2 separate regions of the Homo sapiens genome follow, and region 1 is linked to region 2. The links are chromatin loops, found by intact Hi-C in ENCODE. Cell type or tissue: natural killer cell. All regions are shown on one strand. Links, peaks and the distances in the headings refer to the core of each region. The heading gives the core; the rest is flanking DNA. Region 1 has its middle 16 kb from the start of HSPB3. Region 2 has its middle 120 kb from the start of ESM1.

Region 1 (9,474 bases), core at 731-8,730, 430 kb after region 2:
GGTTATCTCCCTTGTCCCCTGAACATCACTGTTATCCTGTTCTTTTTTCAAGGTGCCCAGATTTCATATTGTTTAAACAATTTGTGCAGTTAACACAATCATCACAGGATCCTGAGGTGACATTCATCCTCAGCTTACAAAGATGATGGGATTAAGAGATTAAAGTAAAGACAGACACAGGAAATCACAAGAGTATTGATTGGGGAAATGATAAGTGTCCATGAAATCTTCACAATTTATGTTCAGAGATTGCAGTAAAGACAGGAGTAAAAAGTTATAAAAGTATTAATTTGGGGAACTCATAAATGTCCATGAAATCTTCACAATTTACGTTCTTCTGCCATGGCTTCAGCCGGTCCCTCCATTCGGGGTCCTTGACTTCCCGCAACAGTGATCAATATATATAATGTTTCTGTTGGTTTCTCCAAAACATAAGCAGTCTGGACACTCGAAAAGTAATTTGTTGTCTATCAAAAACTGCAATCCCACTTTGGGAGGCCGAGATGGGTGGATCGCTTGAGCCTAGGAGTTTGAGACCAGCCTGGGCAACATGGCGAAACCCCATCTCTACAAAAAAATAAACCAAAAAAAATAACTAGGTGTGGTGGCATGCATCTGCAGTCCCAGCTACCCGGGGGGCTGAGGTGAGAGGATCACTTGACCGACGAGTCAAAGGTTGCAGTGAGCCAAGATTGCACCACTGCACTCCAGCCTGGGTGACAGAGTGAGACCCTGTCTCAAAAACAAAACAAAAACTATAATCCTTTTTCTCAGCTAATCTTTAGAATTTTCATGAAAAAGCATATAAAGCTACTTTTCTGGGGAAATACAGGTTACTGAAACACAGACGGTACATAAATGGAATAAAATATAAAGTTTTAGACACAGAAAAATGTTTTTTACTCTGTCACTGAGTGTTTGGTGCAGGGTTTCCACCCCTCAAAATAGAACCAATACAAGCATCTGTCTTTGGTCCATTTTAACATTCCTTTATGAAGAGATGGTTTCTATGCTATCATAAGCTCCTTTAAGTTGCAGGCAAAAAAGAAAGGCATGACATGTTAGTTTCAGACTTAAAAGAAGCAGAGATGTTCTCAGGATCTGTACTGGGCTGTAAACCTAATTCCAGATGTAGTGTGATGTGGTGTCTGAAAGTGAAGCCAAGAGGGGCTTTCTGGTTTATGTGATAACTGCCCTCTGGTGGGAGAGGCTAGAATTTTACTGATGAAAGACTGGTTCTTTAATAATAACTGAGATTCTAAACAAATAATTCTTATTCTTCTTGTCTTTTGACTTTATTTTCCAAATAAAGATCCCCATATACTGAGTCCATTTCACTATTTGGTCTGACTAGCTTTTAAATTACTTGTATTATATGGGGTGGGAGGTGGCAGGCTTGGGGAAACAAAAATTTCTTTAATGCCTAGAATCTTATTCCCTATTTGGAAAATTTTTGAAGGGTAAACGTTGAACCCAGGCTTTCTGATTGGAAGCTACAAAGCACAAATTATGCTGGTTCTTTCTACATGCATATTCTGAAAGAGGCATCTTATTAGTATGATGAAAGAAACCTTTTTTAAGGGACATAAAGACCTAAATTTGAATCCTCACTCTGCCTTTCACCATCTGCTTGATCTAGGGCAAGTCACGATCTCCCTAAGCCTTCATTTCTTCTTCACCAGTAAAATAAGGAAAATATGTGTATCTCTTAGGTTGCTTTGAGTGTTAGAAAAGAGACGTAAAACAGTAGAGCCTGGCACATAGTAAATGTTCAATACATGTTAGATATTATTATTTATAGTATGTAACAGGATGCAAACTCTTTGGAGAAAAAGCTGACCCACTTCAATTCCATTATGGCTATTTTTAAAAGAATAGCATGTAGCATTGCCCACATTTCTTTAAATATTAGTCAAAGCCATGGCAAATATTAGATGTTACTGGATAACTACACAAGCCACAATTTCTACACAGATGAGGTTCAGACCAAGCTAGCACTTGGGAAGGAATGCACTAAGACTTCCCTATCACACTAGAATTACCTTTATCAGCTGTGATCAAATGATATTTATTCTTTTTCTGCAATTTACTTTTAAGCCCTTTGGTGATATTAACATTACTTTTTAGTTGCTGAGCTACTAAGCTTGAGAAACTCAAGTCTGCTTTTTAACCTGAGGGAAATTCCAAGGAAATACTTGCTATGGCTTGCTCAGAAGTGGTTCTTGGGGCTTTAGGAGTTATTTTTCCACAACATAGTTTAACTGAGAGATCAGATAAGGACGTCAAGATAAAGAAAATGTAGAATTGGAGATACTAGGGCAGAGAGTAGAGGGAAGAACTGGCAATCAAAGGCAAAGGTAGGAGACAGGAGTCCTAATGAGTCTCCTAACACCGGGTAGATGACCAAAACCTCCATGAACCCCACTTCTCAGCTGGAAAATAGGGCAAGGGACTGAACTACATTTACAAAGTCCCTTCCAGGTTAAAAAAAAATGAAGAAAAAAGAAAAAATCCACTTGAGTATCATGTTAATTACACATAGCCTGCCAAAGTGTTCTCAAAAACATTATCATTTTATTCTGTGTGCACCCACTCCCCAGCCCCAGCAACTCCCTTTCCATTCATTTCATACCACCAGCCAGGGTTGCCTTTTCTCCAGCACTAAAGACTGGCAGAGGGGCAGGTGATTCAGAAGCACTTTGTTTTTTCTTTGAGACAGGGTCTCACTCTGTTACCCAGGGTGGAGCGCAGTGGCACAATCACAACTCACTGCAGCCTTGACCTCCTGGGGTCAGGTGATCCTCCTGCCTCAACCTTCCAAGTAGCTGGGACCACAGGTGTGTACCACCATGCCCGGCTAATTTTCTTTTTTATTATTTATAGAGACCAGGTCTCACTATGTTGCCCAGACTGGTCTCAAACTCCTGGGCTCAAGTAATCCTCCCTCCTTGTCCTCCCAAAGTGCTGGGATTATATAAATGAGCCACTATGCCTGGCCCATAAGCACATTTTTATCTGAGGACCCTGCCATCAGATATGAGGAGTTAATTAATTGGAGGGAAGGCATTTGTCCTTGGGATGTTATAAGGGAGATTCTTGTCATTTCCCCACACTCTTGAAAAACCCATCTTGTATGCCCCCTTGACTGAAAGCCTGATCCAATAGCACTATGGCCCTGGCATGCGGCCCCAACCCCTGTCCAGTGAGTGGACCCAGGGCGGACCCTTGACCGGAGATTTGGAATTGAGATTCTGAGACTTTAGGCCCTTATTGGGGCATGAATTAGGTGTGCATTAGGCCCTTTAACTGAGGTCTGCATGGAGTTCAGGCGGCTATTTCCTGCCATAGGAAGGCCAAAGCAGGGCAGACCACACCAGCCTTCATGTTGGCCTCACTGTCCTGGCTCTGTAGCGAGCAGCAGAAACAGGGCATCCCACAGCTTCGGGGAGAATAGTTGCCTTAGAACTAGGAATTGCCCAGAAACCAAAAAATTGCCAAGAGCCAATTCCCAAGCCATTATCTGCCCCTGTGCTCTGGGAAGTAACACTTATATCACTGGGATACAGTTCTGTTTATTTCTAAAGCTGGACTGAATAGGTTTCTGTTAGCCTTTAAAGAGCAAATACATACTGGCAGAAGAGCATGAAGAAATTTATTCTCGTGCTCAAACCCCAAAAAGCTCATGACTTGAAGTAATAACCCTCAAATAAAGACATTTCAGACACCAAGATGAGCTATTGGAAACATATTTTAGGGCTGAAGGGTCTTCTTGGGGTCCTTTAAGTCCACAGGCAGCTTCCTGTGCTATCTTCCTGGTTTCGGTGGGAATTCTAGAGGAACATGCTTGGGCAGGCTCTTTATGTCCTTTGCAAAGCAAACAGGAACTAAGATCTAAGATCTCATACATGAAAAGAAGTGAAACTCAAGGTGGTATTTTTATAGCCTAGACTTTGAAAAAGCTGTCTTTGGAGGCCCTTCTGGAGGAAGAATGAAGGCTCATGCAGCTGATGCAATCTGCTCCATGCTCACAGCCCATCTGCTATTCGGGGTTTTTGTTTTTTGATTTTTGCTTTCTTTGTCATTCCACTGTTTGAGATACGATCTCGCTCTGTTGCCCAGGGTGGAGTACAGAAGCACAGTCACTCCGTGCTACAGTAGCACAGAGGCTCACTGCAACCTCAAACTCCTGCGCTCAAGTGATCCTCATTCCTCAGCCTCCCAAAGAGCTAGGATTCACCACACCCGGCCCCATCTGCTGTTCAAGTCTCAATGACAGGTGGCCTTGCGTGATGATCAAGAACATAAGATACGGTCACCTGGGTTCAAATCCTGACTCCACTCTCAACCTGGACAAGTTACTGAATGCCCACCTCGCTGTGTTCTTTTAAGATCAAAAGAGACCATGTATGGAGTATCCAGTGGGTTCCAGACACTATTCTGCATAGTTTTACATGAAAATGAAAGCTAGCATGTATGCACGTAGAGTACCTTAGCTTATTGATCACAAGAGGAGTTAGAGAGACCACTAAGAAACTGGGGCTTGTGGGGTGTGGACACATGCACAACCCATGCGTGGTCCTACGATTCTAGTACCCAGGACCAGCAATGAAGGGAGTTAATTAAAATTCATTTTAGAAACTCACAACCTGCAACAATTTCTCAGTAACAATCAAATTAAAAACCCTAATGATGTGTTTACCACTACAGATGCTCCTCGACTTAGGGGTTATGTTCTGATAAACCCAGCATAACTTAGATATATCATAAGCCAAAAATGCGCTTAGTATATCTAACCTACCAAACATCATAGCTTAGCCTAGCCTAGCTTAAATGTGTTCAGAACACTTACATTAGCCTGCAGGTAAGCTAAATCAGCTAAATCAACACAAAGCCTATTTTATAGTAGAGTGTTAAATATCTCATGTAAGAATATCATACCACATATAGCTTGCCTGGGAAAAGATCAAAATTAAGCTGGGTATGGTGGCTGGAACTTGTAATCCCAGCTACTTGAGAGGCTAGGTCAGGAGGATTGCTTGAAGTAAGGAGTTTGAGATCAGCCTGAGCAACATAGTGAGACCCTATTTCTTTTTTATAAAAAGGAAAAAAACCCACAAAATTTAAAATATGGTTTCTACTAAATGTGTATCAATTTTGTACTATCATAAAGTCAAAAAATCGTAAGTTGAAGTTGAAAAATCATGAGTCTGGGACTGTCTGTATATGTGTCAGACAGGGGTCCTCACAGTGGAATATTCTGATGATGTATTTTTCTAAGCCCCAAAGCAAGATGTACTATCCAGTGGCAATCTCATTGGCTTTATAGATGGAAAGATGCAAAGTCAACAGGCATGTCTCCTACAGTGAAATATTATGTCCGAACGCTAGCACAGAGTAAACACTTAAGTGTTTATTTCTTTCCCTTCCTTCTACAAAACATTAACTTAACCGTGTCACCATCTAGGGTTGCAACAATCTAGCCATCTCTTAACTACCTCCTTGTGATAATATCTTGGTAGTTACAGCATGTGCTTTTATGAAATGTATTACCTTCATTTCTTACAACACTGTACAACACTTCTACTGACCTCTAGAGAACTATAGACTTTTATACTTTCCGACCTCTAGAGAACTATAGACTTTTAGACTTTACTGCCTTCAAGACTGCATCTTCCGCAACCAACTTATCCTTACAACTTCACCGCATGCCTCTTCCCCTTCCTACCTTCCCTGCAAACAAGCCTGTGTGCACACACTTGACCTTTACCTGCTGAGACTTTTTTCTAGATTTCCAAAAGGCCATCCCTTTCAAGCTTTCATGCGTTTGCATTTGCAGTTCCTTTTTCTGTATGGAAAATTCCTGTCAGACTATACTGTTTCCTCTTCTGAGAAGCCTTCCCCAACTCAATCAGATAGAGCTAATCACCTCACCCTCTATGCTTGCAAAATGCTTTTAGGTTATCCACAAAGCTGTTCTGTTCCAGGTCACTGTTCCTGACCTCTGAGGCAGGGACAGGATCTTATACCATCTTGGAAATAACTGCTTTCGAGGAGACTTGAATGTGTCAGTCATGTTCCCAGCAGGGAATACGGCATCTGCAAACTGAGAAATTGAAGAAGGGTTCAAAATATAGACTATTTACAAAGGTGGGCAGAATCTAGGAGAAACACAGGGATAATGCAGTGTCTCCAGGGCCAGCAAGAGCAGGGAGTTTTGGCCTGAAGAAGCCAAAGAGAGAAGGTAGCCACTTGAACCCATAGTAAGAAATATATATAGAGAGGGGTCCACATAGCAGGACCAGAAACCCTTTGCAGAGAGAAATAGACAACCCCCTGTGGACTGACAGGTGAGGAGTTGAGAATATACTCTGACCTCATGCTCTACCTGCTGCTTTCCATTGGCCAAGCCCATCAGGAACCTGTGGCAACGGGCCCATTGATGTAATCCTTATGGCTAGTCTCCCTGAGCACAGAGCAGAGGGAGAGTAGCTTGGGAGGGTCAACGGGAGACAGCCAGCACTGTATGCATAGTGACAAGTTTTTTGCACACTATATAAATGCTCAAACAGTAGCTTTTAGACCCAGCAGTAATAAATCAACCACATATTAGAGATATTTAGCAAAATGATCCCAAGGTGGGTTCCCTGGGCAGCGGACTCGAGATGGTTACCAGCATGCAGGAGACACATTTGGGGTCAGCTCCTGTGGGAGAGAAGGGAATGAAATCTGTCTCGCTGTTTCTCTGTCCAAATGACCCAAGGGTCTCAATCAGAAAAGATTCCAGCCTTGAATCCCAATGATGAAATGTATTTACCCTGGTCCTTTTCTGGGCCCCAAAATAACAGTCATTTGGGGTCCTCCATTTTTATCACCCCCCAAAAAAACCCCCATACATATTACTAGTTTCCCCATTTCCCTACCACCACCCTACATAAATGCCCACATTCTCCACACTTGCCAGCACAAATGGAGTGGAGCATGCATTCTCAATAAGGGAAATATCAGCCCCTACGGGGCAAAAATTGTCCTGGCAGGGTGGGGCGGGGTGAAAGAATGTAGTTATTACATAGTACAAGAAAAGATGTACAGAGTATCTGGGAGAGTGAAATTTCATGAACTGAGGGGTGGGAGGGATGAAACTTGGGGGGAAAAAAGTCTAAGATGGCACACAATGCCACCTGAAAATTTCATTGTGACTGCATAGCACTTCCCAGTGACCCAGCAGGCACAAGCAACACTTCCAGCTGCAGCTTCAGGCATCATCTGCAGGACCTCCCAGGTGTCTGAGTGACAAAGCTTTCCTCTGTTGTACTCCCCTGAATAGGTGCTTATGAGGCCAAACCATAACACACAACATTGTAGCCAATGTGAAGGGGCTAAAACTGACCAAACCTTTCACCTGACCTCATTAAACCCTGGACTCTTGCTTTTAGACACCCCAAAAGATGTACCAGGCTCACCTGATATCTTCCATGCCTCAAACTTGGAATAAGCCATTACCGCTAAGGAGCCCAGGATCTTTTTAATGGGGAACGGTACTAAGAGACCTCAATCTATGGGCTAGGGCCATTTCTATGAACTGCAGTGGAATATATACACACTAATTTTAGAACATTTTCATCACCCCCAAAAGAAAACCTTATACATATTACCAGTCATTCCCCATTTCCTCACCATCACCCTACATGAATTTTTATTTCAGTTTTGGATTGTTTTGATTTGTTGAATGTGGCGTGAATGAACACAGCCTAGTTTTAGAATGAGTTTGTTTCTGGGAGAATTGCAGGGTGACATAAAAGAGGACACAACACAATTCATTGCTGCCCAGGGGCCATTATCACTTACTACCCATTGCTGTCTGACCTATCAGAAGAATGTGCTCTTCACTGAATAAAAGGCAGCACGAGGTAAATAGCTTTGGAGTATCTTCCCAGCTCACACGGCCCTTCCTTAAGTGAACTACTCCTACCTTCTCAACCACACCAGTGGACCCCCAGAAGCTACTTTATACAACATGGAATCATGCCCCTGGCCACAGTTGATAATACCAGGGTTGAACATCCCATCCAAGTTAGGCCAGAGCTCTTCCTTGGTAATTTAGAGAATCCAAAGGGAAGAGACTGTTAGAGAGAAGAGGTAAGATAGAAGAGAAGAAGATTTTTTCAGTTTTCCAGCACTTAAACTGAGTCCATTTGTGGTAGGCAGAATTCTAAGAGTCCAGCCCTGGTATAGACCTGTATAATACCTACCCTTGACAGTGGAAGGATCTGCAAATATGAAACATCACTCCTATAACTTACTATGTTATATATATACATATATTTTTGAGACAGAGTCTCACACTGTTGCCCAGGCTAGAGTGCAATGGCACGATCTCCGCTCACTGCAACCTCTGCCTCCCAGGTTCAAGCAATTCTCCTGCCTCAGCCTCCCGAGTAGCTGGGGTTACAGGTGGCTGCCACCACGCCCGGCTAATTTTTTGTATTTTTAGTAGAGATGAGGTTTCACTATGTTGGCCAGGCTGGTCTCAAACTCCTGACCTTGTGATCCACCTGCCTCAGCCTCCCAAAGTGCTGGGATTATAGGCATGAGCCACCATGCCTGGCCAACTTACTATGTTATATGACAAAAGGTGTGTTCTAGATGTAATGAAGGCCTTAAATCAGTTGATTTGGAGTTAAAAGGAATATAATCCTCACTGAACTTCACTTAATGGGGTGAAAACCTTTAAAAAGCAGCAGAGAGAGTCTCTTAACTGCTCAAGAAAGAAAGCAAACAGCCCTGGGTGACTGTCTGTGGAGAGAAGTGGCCTGCAGGAGTGGAGGCCTCAGTCCTGTGACCTCAAGGAACTGCATTCTGCCCACAAACAAGCTGAATGAGCTTGGAAGAGGGCCCTGAGCTCCAAGTGAGAACCAGCCCCCGCTGACACATGCAATGCAGCCTTGAAGAGACTGTGAGATTATAAATTTGTGTTCTTCTCAAGCCATTACGCTTTTGGCAATTTGTTACACAGCAATGTGTAATAATATGCCATTCCCAAAGCCTCATTGGGTTGGGTTCAAAAAAACCAAACAGCTGAACATGCTTCCTCACTAAATTCTTCACTTTTTACCTGAGCTAGTTAACAGTAGTTTATTTCAACCGGAAAGTCCTAATATGGTTTTTGGTACATTATTCCAAAGAAAGAATAATTAGTTAATGCTGAAAATACCAACCCACTTGAATGCCTTTACATATTTCTATTGACACATTTCCCTCCCCTCTGCCTCATATGATGGATGATATAAATATGAATAGAATGGATAACAAGAATCTTGGAAAAATTCTAAGGGTTGGATGTGGGGAGGGGAGCAGAAGACAGTGCTTATCATTGAAGCAATTAAACCTAAAGTCAGACATGATTATCTTAATACTTTTGAACAGAAGTATGCTTTCTGCTAATGAGGTTACAAAAACGAAAAAAAAAACTTTTTT
Region 2 (9,474 bases), core at 907-8,906:
TCCTTACGTCCCTTAGATCTTACCCTGGTTTTAAGAAGGTTTATGAGGTGTCACTAGGATGCAATGACGAGTTTTTTTTGCAGGGGAGGATGAAGCCATCAATTTCTTTAGCTCCAGATTCTCTGTCAGTTTTCCAGAATGGAAAGTGCAAGGGTAAACACTATTGGAATTTACTTTGCAAACTGTAACTCAGCAAGCCTTGCTTTCATTTCAGTTGGGTAAGGAAGGAGATTTTGTTGCTTTGTAAATAGATGAAAGTCTATTGAAGGCTTATGTAGGAAGGCATAAAAGTAAAACTCAGCTTTCTTCTTTTAGTTTTGTCAGTGACAACAAGTGGCATGTTATTCAATTCAAATTCACAGGGGAGTATCTGGACCTAACAGTAGATGAAAAAAAGGTAAGGAAGTCACTGCCTTTGCAAAGCAAACATTTGTATCTGAAGGAGCCCTTTTTGTGGGAGGTCTTGATAACCAAATGTGGGAAGAAGTAAAGAGGTTAGAACTTGCCTCTGTGCCTGGGAAATTTGCTCGAGGAACCTCTTTCAAAGGGTGCTTAAGAAGCTTGGAAGCCAATTCAGAAAAGAGAGCGTTAAGGGATGCCCTTGTTTTCAAAGATATTCCTGTTGTTGTAAAACTGAGAGTGTTGATAACACAAATCCTTCCATAACAGCGATAGAAAATCTGCATCAGTCAGAAGTTTTCCTTTCCACTGCCGTCCCTGAGGTCATCAAGCCTTTTCTTCAAGATGAGAGTAGCGATTTCTTGGTTTTGAATAACTTGCAGGTCCAAGAAGGTGGACCTTACTGAAACAAAGGCACATGAAACTGGATGTGAAATTTAAGGATTTGGGTATCCATCATTCTCAAATACTATTTAAAATAGAGGGAAGGCCTATTCATGGGTTCCTTCAATTAAATGTACCACCTGAGCAAGTAATGGAGACAGCTTTTACCATGTTAGACTTATGGCAAGGAAAAGTTTGATATGTCCATGATGGTTCAGAAGAACCTATGGATTATTTTACATTTTTGGTTTCTCCCAATAGCAAGAAAGAAATGCCATTATATCTGCAAGAACGTGTTCCACATGTGTTTAACATTATTGTCATTCCAGTCAATGATCCCCCATACCTTAAGGTACCAGAAGGAAACTTGCTTCTTCTATTTGAGAACTCTAAGAAACAACTGACCCCAAGTATGATAGACATGTCAGACCCTGACACAGATTCTTTGAGTCTTTGTATTTCAGTTCTTGGCAACTTCAATTCAGATGCTGGGGTTTTAGAAAATGCAAGTGATCCCGGGAATGCCATTAATCATTTTACACATGAAGATTTAAGAGATGGCAACATTTTCTATGTGCACAGGGGTCATCGAAACTCTCAGATTGTTCTGAGAGCAAGTGATGGAGAGCTGGTTAGTAATACAGCAGTGGTGTGGAACATGGCTGTTTCTTGGGACTTTGCAGTGGCCGTTAGAACTGGTGTGGTTGTAGAACAGGGTGGCACTCCTCTGATTACATGGAGTAACTTGTCAGTGGAGGTTAATGGTGAATGGCATGAGATGGAGACCCGCTCTGACATCACTCATCCACCTCAGTATGGCCAGATTCAGCGGTGAGGGTCAAGTGGGAAATGGAAACAAGTTAGTACCTTTTCTCAGTGTTCTGTTGATTGGAGTCGGGTCCAGTACTATAGTACATTGAAAGAATTGCAGCTAGAAAATGTTACAGATCATTTTAAATGTAAAGTTAACATAGAAGGAAAAGTCAGTGAAGAGCTGATATTTCCAGTTACAACACAATGGCTGAAGTTTATCCTGAAAAATGTTCCTCTAGAGATGAGTCAACTAAACAAGAACATATTGAATTCTGATCATTTGCAGGCTGCAACAGAGGGTGTGGAAGTAGCTGAGAGGGAACTACATTTTAAGTTATTGATCCCATCTAAGAAAGGAAAATTGGTACTTGGCAATAAAGTTCTAAAAACAAACTCAATTTTCAGCCAAAAAAATATTACAGACTCTAAGATAAGTTATGAACCTCAGGAGAGGCCAAGGGAAGACTCACAGGATACTTTTAGGTTTTTGGTTGTTGCAAAATACATAGACTCAAAAGATTATACTTTCAGAATCAACTTTAAAGCAGATAAGACATACTTTATTTTAACTAACAGAGGATTATTTGTAAAAGAAGGAGAAGGAAAATTAATTACAAAATCAGAACTATTTGTTCAAATTTTGGACAATCAGATCTTCCAATATAAAATCTCCAAGGGCCCTCAACATGGGAAGCTGAAACTGCTTAACTTGTCTGATTCTCTGGAAAGTAATGACAATATCACTATGTTCACAAATCAAGAGAGAGTGAGTGAACAGGTGATCTATGTTCATGATGACTCTGAGACTGAGTCTGATGAGTTCTTTTTTGTGGCCTTCACCAAAGGACCAGGGGGGAGCAGTCAGGGATCTTGACTCACAGCATTCATCTATGGAAATAAAAGTCACACTTTCCGTTGGGTTAAAGAATGATGAGAAACCAGTACGCATGATAGATAAGGTCTTTCATGTTGTGCGGAATGGCCAGCGCTTATTGACCCTGGCAGATCTCTGTTACCATAACCCTGACTTAGATTTTGATAATGGGCAGTTGCTGTACACCCAGCGGGGCATCCCAAATGGGGATTTAGTGTGAGCCAGAGACCCCACTCAGAAACTCTACCAGTTCAGGCAAGAAGACCTGCAGGAAGGGCACGTGCTTTTCAGGCATCAGGGTGCAGACTTGGATCGCTTCGTGCTGTTTGTGACAGATGGTGTCCACTACACATCATCTCTTCTCAAGGCCAGTGTGTCAGACCCTTATGTCCAGATAGCCAACAACACGGGGCTGCTCATACAGAGAGGAAAGGATGGCAGCCTCACAGTGGCCAACCTAAGTGTCACCACAAACCAAAATGTCAGAACAGACCACAAGATTGAATTCCACATTGTGCAGGGCCTAAAGCATGGCAGGATCCTGGTCAATCATTCTGTTTCCCACTCATTTTCTCAGGATGACTTGTTGATGTGTGATTTATAGGCACGATGGCAGTGATGACTTTGATGTATTCAACCTGAGAGTGAAAGTTAAAGCCACATACTTAGAGGTGAGAGTGGGTGTCTATGTTCAAGTGTGCTTGGAAGGTCACCCACATCACACGCAGGTTCTGCACATCGAGACTCTAGTAGTTGAAGAAAGAAAACCAGTAAAACTGAATACAGGAAGGCTCCAGGTAGGTAATTATCCTATCCACAGCACTAAGAATTCTCATTCTTACAGGTGCTAATAATCTGTTTGCTTCTGAAAGCTATTTTTGTGTTGATTTCTCCCCTGGTATCAGGAGTGAATTTTTAAAAATATAGATGCCATTGAGAAGAAAACTTGGAAAGTTTCATGATTTTGATGCTACCAATTTTCCTACAGTTGGAAATGGAATGTAAGCAATGCTCAGGCTTATTTTAAAGTTGGGCTCACATGTGCATACATGTGCATCATATATATGTTTAGTACAGTAAAAACTTGGACTAAGGGAGAGAGGTATATATTATGGTAAATTAAGAGATCTTTTATTCATTATCCATAGCAACACTGCCAATATTTCATTTGATCTGAGTTATATTTATGATGTGCTGAATGAAGCACAGTATAAAAACTTGGAGTAATTTAACAAATGTAAGAAACATTCCTAAGATACCAGCAAATACTATATTATATAGTTTGTTTAGGTCTGAATGTGGCCTTGTTTAGTATCCTGAAAGTGATGGTTAAAACTAGCCTAGACCAGTGGAATGTCAGAGGTGAGACCAAAAATCACCTGGTTTTCTGGGCCTCGTACTGGAAACTTCCAGCAGGCACAGCCATGCTGATCAGAGTTTGGAAGGGGTGTTCTTTTTTAGGGTAATGCTGTGTAGGGTGTGGGATGTGTAAGCTGCGATTTATAACAACTGGCCACAAATGCAGGCTATTCTGAATCTACCCTCGGGACTGCAAACAAGTTTGCTTTTTTGCTAGATGCAGCCAATAAAATTAAGTAAAAATGAATTCAAATCAGAATGGGTTAAATACTTTTGAATAAGACTTTGAATAGTGAGTTTGGAATAAGAACCAGCTTTTTTGTTCTTTTTCAAGAGCTTATATTTAAGTTTCACCACAAGGGGGCATATGCAGTCCAATGACTATACATCAGTTATAATCAGATTTGAGATGGAGTTCCCGGAATAAAAAAATACGTATTGAAAGTGCTGAGCGAGTTCAAATGGGGGATGATAACTTTCCTCTCAAGGTCTTACAAGTTTACTGACCCAACTGCTGCGTCTTCTACCATCTTGTATTCCTTCTCCTTACACTACCATTTTATTTCTTTCACCTCAACCTTGGAGTCCTGGGTTTTTTTGCTGCTGTGAATGACACTTGGTTAATACATTAGTAGCTACTTAGGTGTTGCTGACCATTACTTTTTTTTGTGACCAGGGCCAATATTAAAAATATTGGCATGGGCACCAAAACAGACTCAGGCTTAAACTGTGTATCAACCCTAAGTACAACTTAAGCCAATTGTGGATGTTAATATAAGACAATGTGGTTTTCAACAGTCTTCACTTCTACATTTATTAATGTTTTTCTTTTTGTGTCTATATATGGTGTGTGTGAACTCAAGGCTGGGCATGAAGATAATATTCCTTCAGAGGCAGTGTTCATAGTCGGAACTCCACCAATGCATGGATACCTCCAAAAATTTATACCAGAAGAAGGCAGCTTGGGTGCAGATGAAAAGTCCCTTTGACTTTCACACAACCGGATGTGGAGGATGGCAATATCCTTTATGTGCAGACATCCCCCAACCAAGAACAGGACTGTTTTTCCCTGGATGTGATGAATGGTTTCCAAGTTGTGAGCAGAGTCGAAATCTTGGTGGACACCACGCCTAAGTGGATTTTTCTGCAGGTACAGAATTTCACAGTTCAAGAAGGTGGCTCCAGAGAACTTCTAGAAGACTACCTCAAAATTCCAAGTAAATATTTTGAGGGATTTGACTGTGAATTTGTTCTACTTATTAAACCACTGAAACACAGTTATGTTAAAAGTTCTAATTTTCCAAGAGGAAAGCTAATAAAATTTATTGGGAAACAGGTAATAACTCTCAGTTTATGTAATTGGGAATGTTGGGTAGGAGAAAAAAATGGCTATTTATTATTTAGATTTATGGGTATGATGGTGTGTCTAGCATTGGTGGGTTCTTGGTCTCACTGACTTCAAGAATGAAGCCACGGACCCTCGGGTGAGTGTTACAGCTCTACAGCTCTTAAGGTGGCGCATCTGGAGTTTGTTCCTTCTGACCTTCGGATGTGTTCGGAGTTTCTTCCTTCTGGTTGGTTCGTGGTCTCGCTGGCTCAGGAGTGAAGCTGCAGACCTTCGCAGTGAGTGTTACAGCTCTTAAGGTGGCGCGTCTGGAGTTGTTCATTCCTCCCAGAGGGCTCGTGGTCTCGCTGGCTTCAGAAGTGAAGCTGCGGACTTTCACGGTGAGTGTTATAGCTCATGAAAGCAGTGTGGACCCAAAGAGTGAGCAGTAGCAAGATTTATTGCAAAGAGCGAAAGAACAAAGCTTCCACAGGGTGGAAGGGGACCCGAGCGGGTTGCCACTGCTGGCTCGGGCAGCCTGCTTTTATTCTCTTATCTGGCCCCACCCGCGTCCTGCTGACTGGTAGATCCGAGTGGTCTGTTTTGACAGGGCACTGATTGGTGCATTTACAATCCCTGAGCTAGACATAAAGGTTCTCCACATCCCCATCAGATCAGTTAGATACAGAGTATGGACACAAAGGTTCTCCAAGGCCCACCAGAGCAGCTAGATACAGTGTCGACTGGTGCACTCACAAACCCTGAGCTAGACACAGGGTGCTGATTGGTGTGTTTACAAACCTTGAGCTAGATAGAGTGCTGATTGGTGTATTTACAATCCCTGAGCTAGACATAAAGGTTCTCCAAGGCCCCACCAGAGCAGCTAGATACAGAGTGTCCATTGGTGCGTTTAGAAACCCTGAGCTAGACACAGGGTGCTGATTGGTGCGTTTACAAACCTTGAGCTAGATACAGAGTGCCGATTGGTGTATTTATAATCCCTGAGCTAGACATAAGGATTCTCCACCTCCCTACCAGACTCAGGAGCCCAACTGGCTTCACCCAGTGGATACCACACCCGCGCTGCCGGTGGAGCTGCCTGCCAGTCCCGTGCCATGCGCCCGCACTCCTCAGCCCTTGGGTGGTCGATGGGAGTGGGTGCTGTGGAGCAGGGGGCGGCTCTCATCGAGGAGGCTTGGGCCGCACAGGAGCCCATGGAGGGGGTGGGAGGCTCAGGCATGGCGGGCTGCAGGTCCCGAGCCCTGCCCCGCGGGAAGGCAGCTAAAGCCCGGTGAGAAATCGAGCGCAGCGCTGGCGGGCTGGCACTGCTGGGGGACCCAGTACACCCTCCGCAGCCGCCGGCCCGGGTGCTAAGCCCCTCATTGCCCGGGGCCGGCAGGGCCGGCCGGCTGCTCCGAGTGCCGGGCCGCCAAGCCCACGCCCACCCGGAACTCCAGCTGGCCCGCAAGCACCGCGCACAGCCCAGGTTCCCGCTCGCGCCTCTCCCTCCACACCTCCCTGAAAGCTGAGGGAGCCGGCTCTGGCCTTAGCCAGCCCAGAAAGGGGCTCCCACAGTGCAGCGGTGGACTGATGGGCTCCACAAGTGCCGCCAAAGTGGGAGCCCAGGCAGAGGAGGCGCCAAGAGCGAGCGAGGGCTGTGAGGACTGCCAGCACGCTGTCACCTCTCAATGGGACCTTGGAGGGTGTCTAGTCCACCTCCCAACAGATGCTAGAAGCCCTTCCACAGTATTCCTATAGAAAGGTTATCTAGCCAGTGCTTAAACATCTTCAGTGATAGGGAACTTACTACTTGCTGAGATGAGCCCTTCCAATGTAAATACGCTCCAATTTTTAGATAGTTATTTAGGCTGAGCTGAAATCTGCCATTTAAAAACTTTTTCTCCTAGGCGCTGGCTCTAGTACCCCAGATTTATTCTGTACCAGAGGTACCTCTGGTACAGAATAAAACATATGCCTCCTAGATTCATTCATAGTATGATTCTCCTAGAATCATACTATTCTGGTACAGAATAAATCATACCCATCCTTTCATGAAAGCTTTTTAAGTATTTGAAAGAAAAGATGATCAGATTTCCTTGAATTTTATCTTTCTTAGGTTAAACATCCCTAGCTTTCCAGCTTTTGCTTCTATGCCATGGGTTTCCTGCACGATCCTGGTTGCCCAGTTCTAGATGAGTGCCACATTGTCACTGGCCCTGTCAGCAATATCGGGGTAATGCCCAGGTATTTAACACAAGTATGCTTTAATCATTGGTGGATTTTTTTATTCATTCATTTTCTCATTCAACCAACAGATGCTTACATGGTACGTTTTCCATATCATACCCTATGATGAACATAAGCTCTCGAAAGTTAAAATAGTCCAGGCCCTGCAATCAGGGAGCTGGGTACAATTGCCAATTTGGCATCCAATCAGCATAAAATAACCAAGGACAACTCCGGGCTGCTGTCACGTTTCTTTACTTTGGGTTAGAATGGTCTTATTGTTAGACTTTACTTTCTTATCATGAATGAAAGAATGATTTCCACTACTTTCTTTTTAAATGTTGAAAAGTAACTTGCAGGTCCCCATCATTTCCTTTATAAGACCCTAGGAACATACACTCTCCAGGTTGGAAACCATTAACAACCACCTACCATTTTAGAGTGTCTTTGTCTAGTCAGCTAGGAACACATGTTTGATGCTTCATTTGCTTCTAAGAATTTCAACTCATCCATTGATTTGAATCAATTTACTAAACATCTTGTTCGAGTTACTGTGTGCAGTTACCATGGTCAGTAAAACATATTTCTCGCCCTCAAGAAATACTGCTGAGCAATCAGAGGCACCAGGTTTAATATAAGGTGCACTCTTCTTGCCTCTCACGTGGCATTTTCACAGTGGTATGGTGGGAATAAAGATTCTAACTGAAAAGCATGAGGAAACCTTCACAGAGGAAATAATGTTTCAGCTAGACTTTGAGGAGAGAGTGAAAGAGCAGGGAGATAACAGAGGAGGAAACAGAGAAAAGCAGGGCAAGCAAAGGGAACAGCATGGCCAAGGGCATTCTAGAGGGATGGGGAGTTGTCCAGGAGGTGGAGGAGTGGCAGAGTGTACTTGGAGCTAATCTGTGGAGGAGTCCTCCCCTTTGACCACAGGAGATGTAACCTGAATTACACGTCAAGGGGGCTAGACTTAACCAGGGGATTTGGGGAGCCCTGGGGAGAATCAGAGAATGCTGAGGGTTGGAAAAGACCTTAGACATCAGTGCTTCTCAGCGGGGGTCCCAGGGAAGGTGACACTTTAGTGACCTCATGCAGGTGGGGTCCCAGGGAAGGTGATGCTTTAGTGACCTCATGCAGGTGTCTTTCAGTCATGGCTTCTCCCTCAAAGGCTGGACAAACCATCTAAGACCATTTCAAACCTGCTCTGCTGTGAGTTGAATTGAATACCTCTCTAAAAATAGTTTGTAAATTGTAGCCCTATCTTCTGAGCACTAAATTTTGGTCCGATCCTGGTCAATTCAGTGGTTAATTGTGTTGTGTAAGAGGCGTGTATTTAAGAATGACTGGTTGAAACGTATGTGTCGAGATGCAGGTGTTCCCTGTGCATCTGCTGTGACAACATGCTGTTTATGTTATCATGTAGCCTTATTCACAGAGAAGAGTCAAAGTCATGGGTCCCTGATTTCGAGGCGACCCCTTCACATTGTCTCTCCCTAGATGACTCCTGGGGTCACTAAGTTTTGAGACATGGTCATTTTCACTTACAGTGACTCTAACCTCTAAAAACTAGTGGCTGCAGCCTTTAGTGACTTGGAGAGGGAGATTCCCTGGCCATTCTTGCCCTTCATTCATTCAGCAAATAGTTTTTGAATATCTATTTTGTGTCAGGGATGCCAGTTCTAGGTACTGGGGATAAATTGGTGAACTAACCAGGTGATAATCCCAGCCCATAGGGAGCATTTTTCCTGATGAGGGAAAGAGAGAGGCAGGAAGAAACAATAAATAAAATAAATACATGAAATAAATGGCATGTTGAATGATTTGTGCTATGGAGAAAAATAAAGCAGGAAAGGGAGCTAGGAAGTGCTGGGATCTTTAATGGAGTGTGTGTGTGTATTGACGTTCAATTTCTAATAGAGTGGTGAAGGAAGGCACCGTTGAGAAAGCAGCATTTGAGCAGACCCCGGAGGAGGTGATGGATAGGTGAGCTAAGTGTATATTGGAAAAACATTCAGGCAGAAGGAAGAGCAAGAGCAACAGCTTTGTGTGGGGAGCATGCCTGGTGTGTCCGAGGAGCAGCAAGTCATCCAGTGTG

Evidence for each region. Peaks named below come from ENCODE experiments on the same cell type or tissue, not always from the same donor. Only the 100,000 strongest peaks of a DNase experiment are listed, where the experiment ranks them.
Region 1: it touches region 2 in a loop (5-fold over the local background); 9 of 110 quality-filtered maps call a loop at or near these places.

Annotation. Positions count from the first base shown.
Region 1 is chr5:54,435,175-54,444,648 of GRCh38, reverse strand. No RefSeq gene overlaps it. Among named protein-coding and RNA genes, the nearest start is that of HSPB3, 16 kb to the left of the region's middle. RefSeq lists enhancers at 3,829-3,888, 4,165-4,666. In natural killer cell, for the core only: no CTCF peak of the experiment used is centred there; DNase peaks (open chromatin) are centred at 1,188 and 4,038.
Region 2 is chr5:54,862,263-54,871,736 of GRCh38, reverse strand. It overlaps the pseudogene CSPG4BP. Among named protein-coding and RNA genes, the nearest start is that of ESM1, 120 kb to the left of the region's middle. In natural killer cell, for the core only: CTCF peaks have their summits at 3,953 and 4,152 (motif pointing right); a DNase peak (open chromatin) is centred at 4,196.